Linked DNA regions of Mus musculus: region 1 is linked to region 2. The links are chromatin loops, found by intact Hi-C in ENCODE. Cell type or tissue: heart. All regions are shown on one strand. Links, peaks and the distances in the headings refer to the core of each region. The heading gives the core; the rest is flanking DNA.

The links. Hi-C counts contacts between places; a loop is a spot of excess contacts. Peaks named below come from ENCODE experiments on the same cell type or tissue, not always from the same donor. Only the 100,000 strongest peaks of a DNase experiment are listed, where the experiment ranks them.
Region 1: a loop joins it to region 2, with 7 times the contacts of the local background. A loop is called at or near these places in 2 of 42 quality-filtered maps.

The regions. Positions count from the first base shown.
Region 1 is chr10:73,213,429-73,218,823 of GRCm38, reverse strand. It overlaps a transcript of Pcdh15 not described here. Among named protein-coding and RNA genes, the nearest start is that of A330049N07Rik, 130 kb to the right of the region's middle. In heart, for the core only: a CTCF peak has its summit at 2,628; no DNase peak of the experiment used is centred there.
Region 2 is chr10:73,361,672-73,367,066 of GRCm38, reverse strand. It overlaps a transcript of Pcdh15 not described here. Among named protein-coding and RNA genes, the nearest start is that of A330049N07Rik, 280 kb to the right of the region's middle. In heart, for the core only: a CTCF peak has its summit at 2,939 (motif pointing right); no DNase peak of the experiment used is centred there.

The DNA of each region.
Region 1 (5,395 bases), core at 185-5,184, 150 kb after region 2:
ACTTGAAGTCTGAACATTCAACTAACTTCAAAAATCACTCCTGTCTAGATTTTCCAGTTCTTTTTTTTTTCTAAATCAGCATTTGTTTATGTGTGTACTTAGCATATGTACTGTTGGCTCACGTGTTTTATAATCATAAATTCAGACCTGAAATTTTCAAATCAAGATGCTTTCTTTTCATGGCTTCTAGGATTGCTTTTTTTTTTCTCTCTCTCTCTTTTCATGACTTTGGGGATCTACATTTTTAACCACTGATGCATTCCTTCTGTCTTTTTTGTTGTTCTTATATTTGAATGTTAAGTTTCTCTGAGGTTTTGTCCCCTTAAAAAGAATGCTATGAAGATGATTGACTTTGTGAGTTTATTTTTATGTTTTCCCTGCAATATTTTGGATCCATTTAATATATAATTTGCAGAGATGTGTTTTGGACGCTGATTTGCCATATTGCTATGATTATCCCTGGAGAGATTTTTCATTTCCTCAAATTCTTATTTATTTTATTCAGTTGTTTTGTGTTTATGCCATACTCAGAAAATTCAAAAACTTAATGACCACATCCATTATAGAAACAACCATGACACTCGGATAGCATTTATTTTTCCTCTCCTAATACTTGCTTAATTTTCCTGTTTATAAAATATTTGAGTAGCTTATTTATTTATAAAGCTTTTCTGATAAGGTTTGTATGAAACAGACTTGTTTTTTTTTCCCAAGCATTTACCCCATTTCATTTAATAAATGATCTGTTTTTAGCTACACTTTGGGCAGAAGTCCATATGATATTAAATTCATTTTACTGCTTTTCAAGAAGTACTTGTTATACCATCTTGACCACCATACTTTGATAGTCATTTATTGGTCCATTTTTAATTTTCAGACAATTTTAAATTTATATCAAATGCAAGCAAAAGTGCAGTGATCCCTACATCTGTCCCCTGTAACCCACAGGCACAGTTCTGTTGGTCAGCATACTCCATCTGTTCTCACATAGGACACAACTGCCTTAGGTTAAATCATGGCATGACACAACACCAGGATCTGGTCAGATTTAAGGAGACATCAACGCATCATTAAATGTTCACAGTTTCTTGGTTGACTTGAAATGTCCCTTGTACTTGCCTGCTCGTCCCTTTTGCTATATCTACACATTACCTCTGGTGCACATGGTCCCTTCTCACAGTCCCCATAGCTTTGTCTTCTCCACACTCTCCTACAGATGGAATAGTAGGTTGCATATTAATGTATTTTTAAGTGCTTAACATGACTTTCAGAGACCTGATAATTCCTAATATTAGCACCGAATGAAGATCTATTGTATAAGTATATTTCTGTGTATTTATCCATCTTTGTTTCTGTGTCTTGGAAATTATCTATGTTGGTGGTTTAATTTCCATGAATATTTCTGTGTGGGCATATCTTTTCAACCTAGTCATAAATTTCAAAGTTCACACTAGAAATATTTTTCCCTAAAAATCTAGACTAGGTTTAAACTTCATTTAGTCAAAGCAAGATATCAATAAGTTTCAATCATATAATAGATTAGTATACCTTCTCTATTCAACAACAAATTTTTCAAATTACAACATAATGTAGACATTATAAAATGTATATGTTCAATCTACCAATAAGTTACATATGTAACTATTATATCTTAGAGATGTGGCTATTTGTATACATACAGAGTTAGTTATGTTAGCAGCTGTAGCATCTCCCATTATCACATATGAAATTATGCTCTGCATACACTCAATGACTAACACATGCTAATTTATTTAGTTGTTGAGCCAATGAGTAATAAATATTATGCAATTTTGAGTATAGCATAAGAAGAATTTTAAAAATATTCATTCATTTTTGGTTCTTTGATTTGTTATAGTAGGAGGAGCATGACACAGATATAGAAATATTCTACTTGGATGAGCATTTACTACCTCAAAAGCAACACTTAAACACTTAGAATCAGAGCCCAATGGCGAGGAAACCTGTTATCATCTTTATTCATTTCTCTAGTGAAAAAGACTGCAAGCCTGTGCAACCCAAGCAATGATGTTTGCCTCCATGAGAGATTACGGATGTGGAATACTGACCTCTCATTATTCAGCAGATCCTTAAAACACCTACCCAGTGTTTTAGAAGTACTTTACTTGTAAAGGAGTGGGGAACATTCTTGAAATGAAGAGTTTAAATATAGCTTCAAAAAATCTCAAACTAAACAAAGTGAGCTTCTTGGAGAATATTAGTTTTCATTTTAATATTGGCTGTCCTTTGGCAGGAAAAAACAACAGTGCCCTGTGATTCACCCCTAGCCAATCCTCATGACTCAATGTATTTTTCATGAGTGGTGGCCTCCAATGTCCATTTCCTCTACCAACAGGAAGGTCTCCCAGCAGGATGGAAGATTTGGGGCACTGTTCTCAAATTCATAAATTTTATTTTATGTAAAGCAAGAATAATGGACATGTATCATAAATATTTTTATTTAACTGTACTGCCACTTATGTTTTAACACAGTTCTTGCATAATGGGCACAACTGTTACCTCCTTGAAATTCATGAGGTTTGGGAAATTACTGAATCACTCCAGTGATTCACGAGTTCATGCCTCAGAGTTCTTCCCCATCTGGTGGACTGATAGTCATACTACATCTCCTAACATTGCCTCCATATGGGACTGAGGATAAAAAGGAGAACAAGACCAATTTTTGACATCAATAGATACCATGTCTGCAAGCACGTTTCACTTTGACATTCCCATAAGTAAAAACTATGGCTGGAGGGGGTATTAAGAGTGGCAGAAAATTGGGAGATCAGGAATATTATTACACATGCCACACCATTTTGGAACAAGGAACACTGACCCACTAAGTAGAAAAGAGCGCCATTTTAATAACTGAAAAATATCTCCTTAGATCCAATCCATATTATGAAACACTACATTCTACAAATAGGCTTAAGGAAGAAGAAAGGACAGTATAATTATAGTCAATTCTGAAGAATGTATATTTTGCAGAAAGCAGGCCTTTTAAGTTTCCAGTTAGGCTTATCCAATTTTGGTAATATGGAGAAACAGAGTTGGGAATGCAACCCCATTTCTTTTTGCTTTATTCCAGCATAGTTCTGAACTTAATATAATTATCAATAAGTAAGTTACTGTGGTTTACTTAATTAAATATTACATCTTTATATCACTGGAAGGAATGCTTTGTCTTGTTATGTTTTAATTATTTTCCTCATTTCATAATAGATTACAAACACATTATCAAACCCTCTCAAGTCTGCCTTCCAAATAGTCTACCCTTATTATGTGGTGGAGGAGGAATGAGCAACTGTTTATTAATGAGCTTTGAGTTATAGTTGGGTATGAGAAAGAATTTCTGCTTTCTAACTGTTACAGGTGGCAACTACAATTACAGTTGTAAATGAGATAACCCAAGTATTTATTCAAACAGCAGAACATTTTCCCTATAACTGATAATAACTAACTAGACAAATAAATATACAAGACCTGATTTTAAACACCACAAGATGAACTCATGTAGGCAAGCCAAAAGAGTCTTTATTTTTGTATACAGTTTTATGTTTACATTCCAGCTAATTCAAACTCTAAAACATCATTTTCTCCAGGTATCCACATAGCTGCCTTCTTTGGGCTTAGGGTAGCTCCTCCCATTTCACTCTTACTGTACCAAAAACAAAACAAAACAAAACAAAACAAAAACAAAAACAAACAAACAAAATACCAAAAAAAAAACAAAAACAAAAAAACTCTCCTCCTCCACATACTATTTTTGAATCTTTTACCTGGATTTTCACTATATCAGTTATCTCTAAATGGCATTATTTATAATAATGAAAAAATATAATAGACAAAGATAGATACCATTAAGGTTTTTTATAACTGAAGAGACTGGAAGAATAGTTTACATGTGCTCTGCATTGTTAAACTTGTGTTCTAAAGTTGCAAATTCCTGAACGATCACAAGGTGATGCCTTTATAACTCCCACCCCCTCACTCACCCATCCCATTTCTGAGAAGATAATATTTTCATCCAGCCACTTTGGAGGATGACTAAAACAGATAACATTCAACATTAGTCACATCCCAACCAGATAGCAAATATCTCAGACACAATAATTAAAGCTTTGATTTGTTATACTGTTGTATGCTTAGTTGGTTTTTTACTTGATAACATACTACTATATAGATCTGACATGAACACTCATTTTATTAAGCTTATTGCTTAGTAACCAATGCAATAATAGAGACTTATTAAGTGCATGCTGAGAAGGATATTGAATTAACTAATTAGATCACTATGGAATGTGCTAGGTTTGAGTTATATTTCTGGAAACACTTCAAAGTGAAGTCTATATCCAAGTACTTTTAGATATTTATCTACAAGAACAGTCCAGATTTTCATGGATTTCCTTTCTTATTTGTGTCATAGGTAGAAGTATGTGAGATCGTGGGAAAGCATCCAATAAGCTGATCCTATCCAATCCCCACTTTCTCATAGAACAGCTGATGGGACATAAAGGTCTCTCAAAATGGCATATTTTCAAATACAATCAACAATTATTCAAACCTGTTTCAAGAATACATTTTCCCTACTCTGAATCTAAAATGAAATGGGTGATGGCTTTAATGTTGCTGTGATATAGACAGAGGTCACTCGGAGAACTATAGGTGCGTGTAAATTATACTTCTAAAGGAAAACATTTATTCAGGAAGAGATCAGCTCTATTGTGATTGGACTCAGGGAAATATTTCATCAGGAATCCAAATAACTCACCCTATTTGAAAGAGTTCATGCTAATTCAACACATCAATTGCCAATGACTTGCTTTTGCTCCTGAGTTGGTTCTCAATAACCAAGGAGCTCTGCATGGCATTTGTACAAAGCAATGAAATATTCTTTAGATTGGTTTTTGAACATCTCACTTCCTACCTCATTGAACTGTTTTGTAGGCTTTGCTTTTATAGTTTATAGGAGGAAAAAAAATCAGATTTGTTGTGTAATCTTGACTTTTATGCTGGTGTTGGCCCTTAAAATCAAACTTTTTTTTAGCAATTAAGTCTGTCCAGGATGAACCTTATATTCCAGCATGATATTACAGTCTCTCAGGGCAAATGTGAGCTAGAAAATATATGTTTATTACCGCATTCATTATCTGAATCTTCTTTCCTTTCTCCCCCTCTGCCATTTTAGTTTCTATTTGGGTTTGGGTTTTCTCTGAAACAGACTCCCATTATATTGCTCTGGTTGGTCTGGTACATGCTATGTTGCCCAGACTGACTTTAAATTTGCTGTAATCCTCCTGCAGCTGCCCTCTCCCCAGTACTGGGATCATTGGTGTATGTTACCCCAACTGGTTTATACTCGAATAATCTGGGC
Region 2 (5,395 bases), core at 148-5,147:
CTGTTGGAAATATGAAAACCAACTCCATAAAATCCCTGCATTCAAGCAGGATAGATCAAAGTGATTCCCAATACTGGGCAGCTCTAACAAAGTGTTATCTAAGTATCTTCTTGGATCTTTACACATTTAAAGTTGGCAGTTAAATAATGGAATTTGATATCAGAGCCAGCTTAGAAAAACTCTTGAAAACATTTAATGTAAATTACAAAATTTGAGGATACTTTCAGTTTAGTCAGGTGAAGATGTATGCCTTCTACAACTTTATGAAACAGATATGTATTGATCGTCTCCAACATGTTGGCTTTCTCCTCACAGAATATGTTTTTGTATCTTGTGCATGTACTTGTGTGTGTGTGTGTGTTTAAGTTTGTGAATTTGTTTGGTTTGTGTGTGTGTGTGTATGCATGTGCTTGTGCATGTGTGTGTGTGTGCATGTGGGAATATGTGTACGTACCTTGAATGTGTATGTGTGTGTGTGTATGTGTGTGTGTTGTAGGCATGTGCTTATGCATGTGTGTGTGCATGTGGAATATGTGTGTGTACCTTGAATGTGAGTGTGTGTGTGTGTGTGCATGTGTGTATGTGTGTATATGTGTGCGTGTGTGTGTTGTAGTTGATATGATCCTCATGAAGGCAAAGTTAGGTCTCTACCCACTGACTTACATTCCTACACTCCCAACAAAGCGTTGTTTTTTTTCATCTCCAGAAGCCTCTGTCTTTTACAGAGGCTCCTCACTCCTATCATATAATGACATTCCTGGCTTACTTTCCAATATCTCTCTCAAGATTGTTGTAGTTGTCAGTTCAAAATGCTGGAAAAAAAAGGCACAGCTTTATTCCTCTAATCTATTTTTAGAGAAATAACATTCTTCAAGTTCTGGGGCATTACACAATATGTCAATTGGCAGGTGTTGTGACAAGTACCTAACCCAGATCAACTTACATTGGCAGTAAGCAGAAGCCAAGCATTTACATAGAGCAAACAACAGTCACTCTTGCAATTTGGAAAACAATCATTGAACATACAATTTTTTTTTTCTCGTGTGTTCTTGGTATGGTTGCCAAAAAAGATTAAGTCTACAGTTCATGACAATTCTTATGTAAGAAACTAAACAAAACCACTGTGCTAATGTACTAAATATATTGAATTGTATATGAGGACCACAGAGAAAATAAAGTGCTGGCAGACAATGTAGGTATGTTATTTTAAATAGGGTGGACAGATGGATATTTATCACAAATGTCACATTCAGATATCTGTAAGAAGGATGCAAGTAAGCCACATTGATACCAGAAAGAAAAGGCTTCCAGAGAGAAGGACAATAACTCTGATTTCTGTGTATAGAGGTCTGTCAGTGTTCCAGGAGCATCACACAGCCTGTTGAAGGCAGAGGGAGAAGAGCCAATGGATAATGGCAAATGAGCTGGGTTGTGCAAACCACTGTGCTGATTGTGGCTTTTAATCAGTGGCATAGTTAGCCACTGCGGGGTTTCCATCAGAAAAATCATGTAATTTCATTTGGGGATTAATAGGTTTCTACTCCAGATACCCTGTTAGGGATATAAAAGCGTCAGGGAAAGTAAAGAAAATAATTAGGTTATCATTCTCATCTGAGTGGGTGCTTACAGTAACCAGGAGTTCAGAATGAGAGAGGCTGTTATATTCTGAAATCAGGATTGGCACATTTTTGTTGATAGAGTGTATGTACTATGTACAAGAGAAAAAATATCCAAGAATCCACCAGGAAGATTTTGGTTTCTACAACTACCTGAAAAGAACTGCTCTAAACTAACATGTTAAGAATGTAAGAGAAGCATCTAGAAAGGTCCATTCAGGTGCATCAAATTCTGGTGAAGTTGGAAGGTGATAATAAACTTCAAGCAATCTATGCAGGTAAGAAGATTTGGCAGCAATTAGAGACCAAGTTAAATCTTATTGATCGTGAAGCAAACATCCCCATAAGGTAAGAGTAAAAATCTTATCGTACATTCTTGAGCAGAAGGTATGAGCATGGCAGTCCATCTCGAAGGCTGTGAGGCAGTGCGTTGCTGTGATGTCATGATGTCACAAGGATAGCATATTCCCAGCAGCAATCACACTATTATTCTATTAACATTCTTTTCTCTTTTGGAAGATTTATATAAAACAGTTGGATCAGCACTTAGCACACACTAAAAGCCTGGTAAAGAGATTGAGGATTCCCTTAATACATCTACACGTTATATTTTACCCAAGTGACTCATCTCTAGGCATCACTTATCCCACGGTTTCTTACTAATATCTATGGAAATATCATCTATTCGTCCTTATTCCTCCTTTATATGTAGGCAAGAAATTGATGAAGAATTCACCTTTCTCTTAAGAGCTTCATCTCTTTTATTTCCAGTATCTTTGTTGTTACTATAAAACACTTTCTTAATTTTCCCCATGTGTTTTATAATCAAGACGTGCTGAGATGCCTCCTTTTTTATGATCCATGATGCCTTTGAGAAGACTCAACTCCCTCTTTTCAGCCTTTGACCACAGTTCCTCATTTTCTCTGAATCCATATGCAAGAGATCAGGAGGTAATTATTAACATCTTGACTCTTTTCAATGAAAACCTTTCTTAGTTAAATTTCTGTAGTTGGGATAAATGTCTAACAAATGCATTTTTAGATAGGAAAAAGTTAATCTGGTTTTGAATTCCAAGCACATTCTATTTTGATGGGGAGTTTGATATGCCAGGAGACATTGCATGCGACCCAATGGAGAGTAAATGAATGCTGGTTTCCACCTCACTTTCTCTTTATTATTCAACAAGGAGATGGTGCCGCCCACAATAGGGTAGGTCTTCACTCCTCTATTAATGTTATCCATAAATTCACAACCCTACTCAGAGATCTGTTTCCATGATGATACTAAACTCCATCTAATTGACAATCAGAATTGACCACCAGATGTCACTTCTACTCTAACTTCTCTTATGTGGTCACTGATCTACAAATGTGTATTGACAGTCACATGTGGCAACAGCTGAAGGGGGTGTTCAAATGTAGTCTGCTATGTATTTAACCTGATGCTTGGATTCTTCTCATTTAATTCCAGTCTCTAGTCTCTCTCAGAATAAAAAGTGTTCCCAACCCTTTCCTGCACCTCTTCTAGGCTATATCTCTCACTGTTCCTTCATTTGACTTCCTAGAACCACCCCCTAAGCCATATTTTAATCAATGTTTGGAAACCTTAAAATATTTTTGAAAGGTTTATAAATGTCACATGAAGCAGAGACTGAAAATACATACTTAAAACCTTTTAAAAGATCTTAAGATTATAAGATGTGTATTATACTTAGATTGTACTAAATTGCTTAGCGTGTCTATTGTGCACTAGAAATATATTCTGTAGAAATGTCCCCTTGCTATTTTACAGGAGATACAGCAGGCAGGATCATAGAACACTAGATGAACACTAGATGGTGACTTCAACATTCCAGTGTACGTAAAACGTGATTCCTTACGTATAAAGTTATCTTTTGTTTGTGTATCTAAATACTGAATTATAAGAGAATAGTTGTAAGTAGCACTTCCTATGCTATGTTTTGGGGAATAATATTTTGTATGATAAGGTAAATATACTGACTGATTTTGTGTCAACATAACACAAGGTAAAGTCATCAGAGAGGAAGAAGATTCAGTTAAGGAAATTCCTTCATGTGATCCAGCTGTAAGATATTTTGCTAATAAGAGATCAATGGAGAAGGGCCCAGCTCATTGTGGGTACTGCCACTCCTGGACTGGTGATGCTGAGTTCTATAAGAAAGCAGGCTGAGCAAGCCATGGGGAACAAACTAGTAAGCAGTATCTCTCCATCAGCTCCTTGCCTCTAGGATCCTGTCCTCTTTGAGTATCTGTCTTGATTTCCTTCAGTAACGAAAATCAATATTTGAAAGTGTAGCCCATATAAGCTCTGTTCTCTCAAGCTTACTTTTTGGTGTTTCCTCTCAGCAATAGAAACTCTAAGACAAGTTGGTACCAGTGTAGCAGGGTAATGCTTTAACAGACCTGACCATGTTATTTTGGGGGAAGATTGTGGAAAGACCTTGGAAATTTGCCCTTGGAAAGTCATTGAGTGTTGAGAGCTTAGTGATTGATCTATTTTATAGGAGCTTGGAAGATATTGTTCAAAGATATTGGGGATGTTGAAAACAGTGTAGATGACGGAGACCTGACTTGTGAACTATCAGGGAATTTTAAAGACACTCAGTGCTGTTTGCTTTTGCCATTTTGACTTAAGATTCTGTGGTTCTGCTTAGTTGGGGCAGAAGAATCAGGTGCTCAATGAGCTACCAGAACTACTAAAACGAAAACTTTTAGGATAACCAGTGCTGGTCAGCTGGAGCTGAGATATTAGTAGTATTAAGAAGAGTCCAGCATAGTTGAGGTGAAATGTTCCAGGAAGGTTTCCTGAGATTCAGCACACTTAAGCTGTGTTCCATAAGTGGCCAAGGTTGTGTCTTTTACTGTGCTAAACTTGGTAGTATAAGAGTCATGCAGGTGGTACTGGATTTGAAGGCAGGAAGGGGTTATGGAGAGCAGCTGAGGCTTGATCCTGTGAGAGGCCAGGATAAGATATTGGTGAAGGTATAGCCTCAGTTGAAATCCCAGACTGAAAGGGTCATAAAAAGAACTAAGGCTTGGGACCATGAAGAGAATCTATGAAAAGCTGTTGATGAAAATGCAGCCCAGTTGCAACAGAAAACCCCAACATTTTAAAGATGCTAATACCATGGGCTGACTACCATGAACAGCAGCAGTAGTGGAGTGGAACCAGCAGGAGCCTAGAAGATATATACGCTATAGAGGGCAGAGCCAAGGAAGTGATCCAAGTGTTGTTGAGGAGCCCAGAAGACTGTGAGTGGGTCCCAGACATTAGACAGTAGGAGTTTGATTTTTGCCTTGATTTGATTGTGACTATCCTCTGATTTCTTCCTCTTGAAATAAGAAAGTATTTTACTGGAGCCACAGTTGAATGACTTCAAATTTTAAAGACTTTGAGTTTTAAAAGAAATAGGCTATTTAAAGGGACTGAAATTTTAATGTGTTTGAGTTTGTAAAGACTGTAGGAATTTTAAAATATATTAATTTTTATTCATTGAACATCCAGATCATAGCCTCCCTTCATCCTCTCCTCCCAGTCCCACCCTTACAAATACCTTGCCTCATTGCCCACCTTCTGCTCAGAGAAGGGGACCCCTCCATAGGTATCACACCACCCTGGGATATCTAGTCTGAGAAGGACTAGGCAAATCCTCTTTCCCTGAGGTCCAACAAGGCAGTCTAGATAGGGGAAGGAGATCCAATGGCAGGGAATAGAGACTGAGAGAGGGCCCACTCCACTTGTTAGAGGACCCACATAA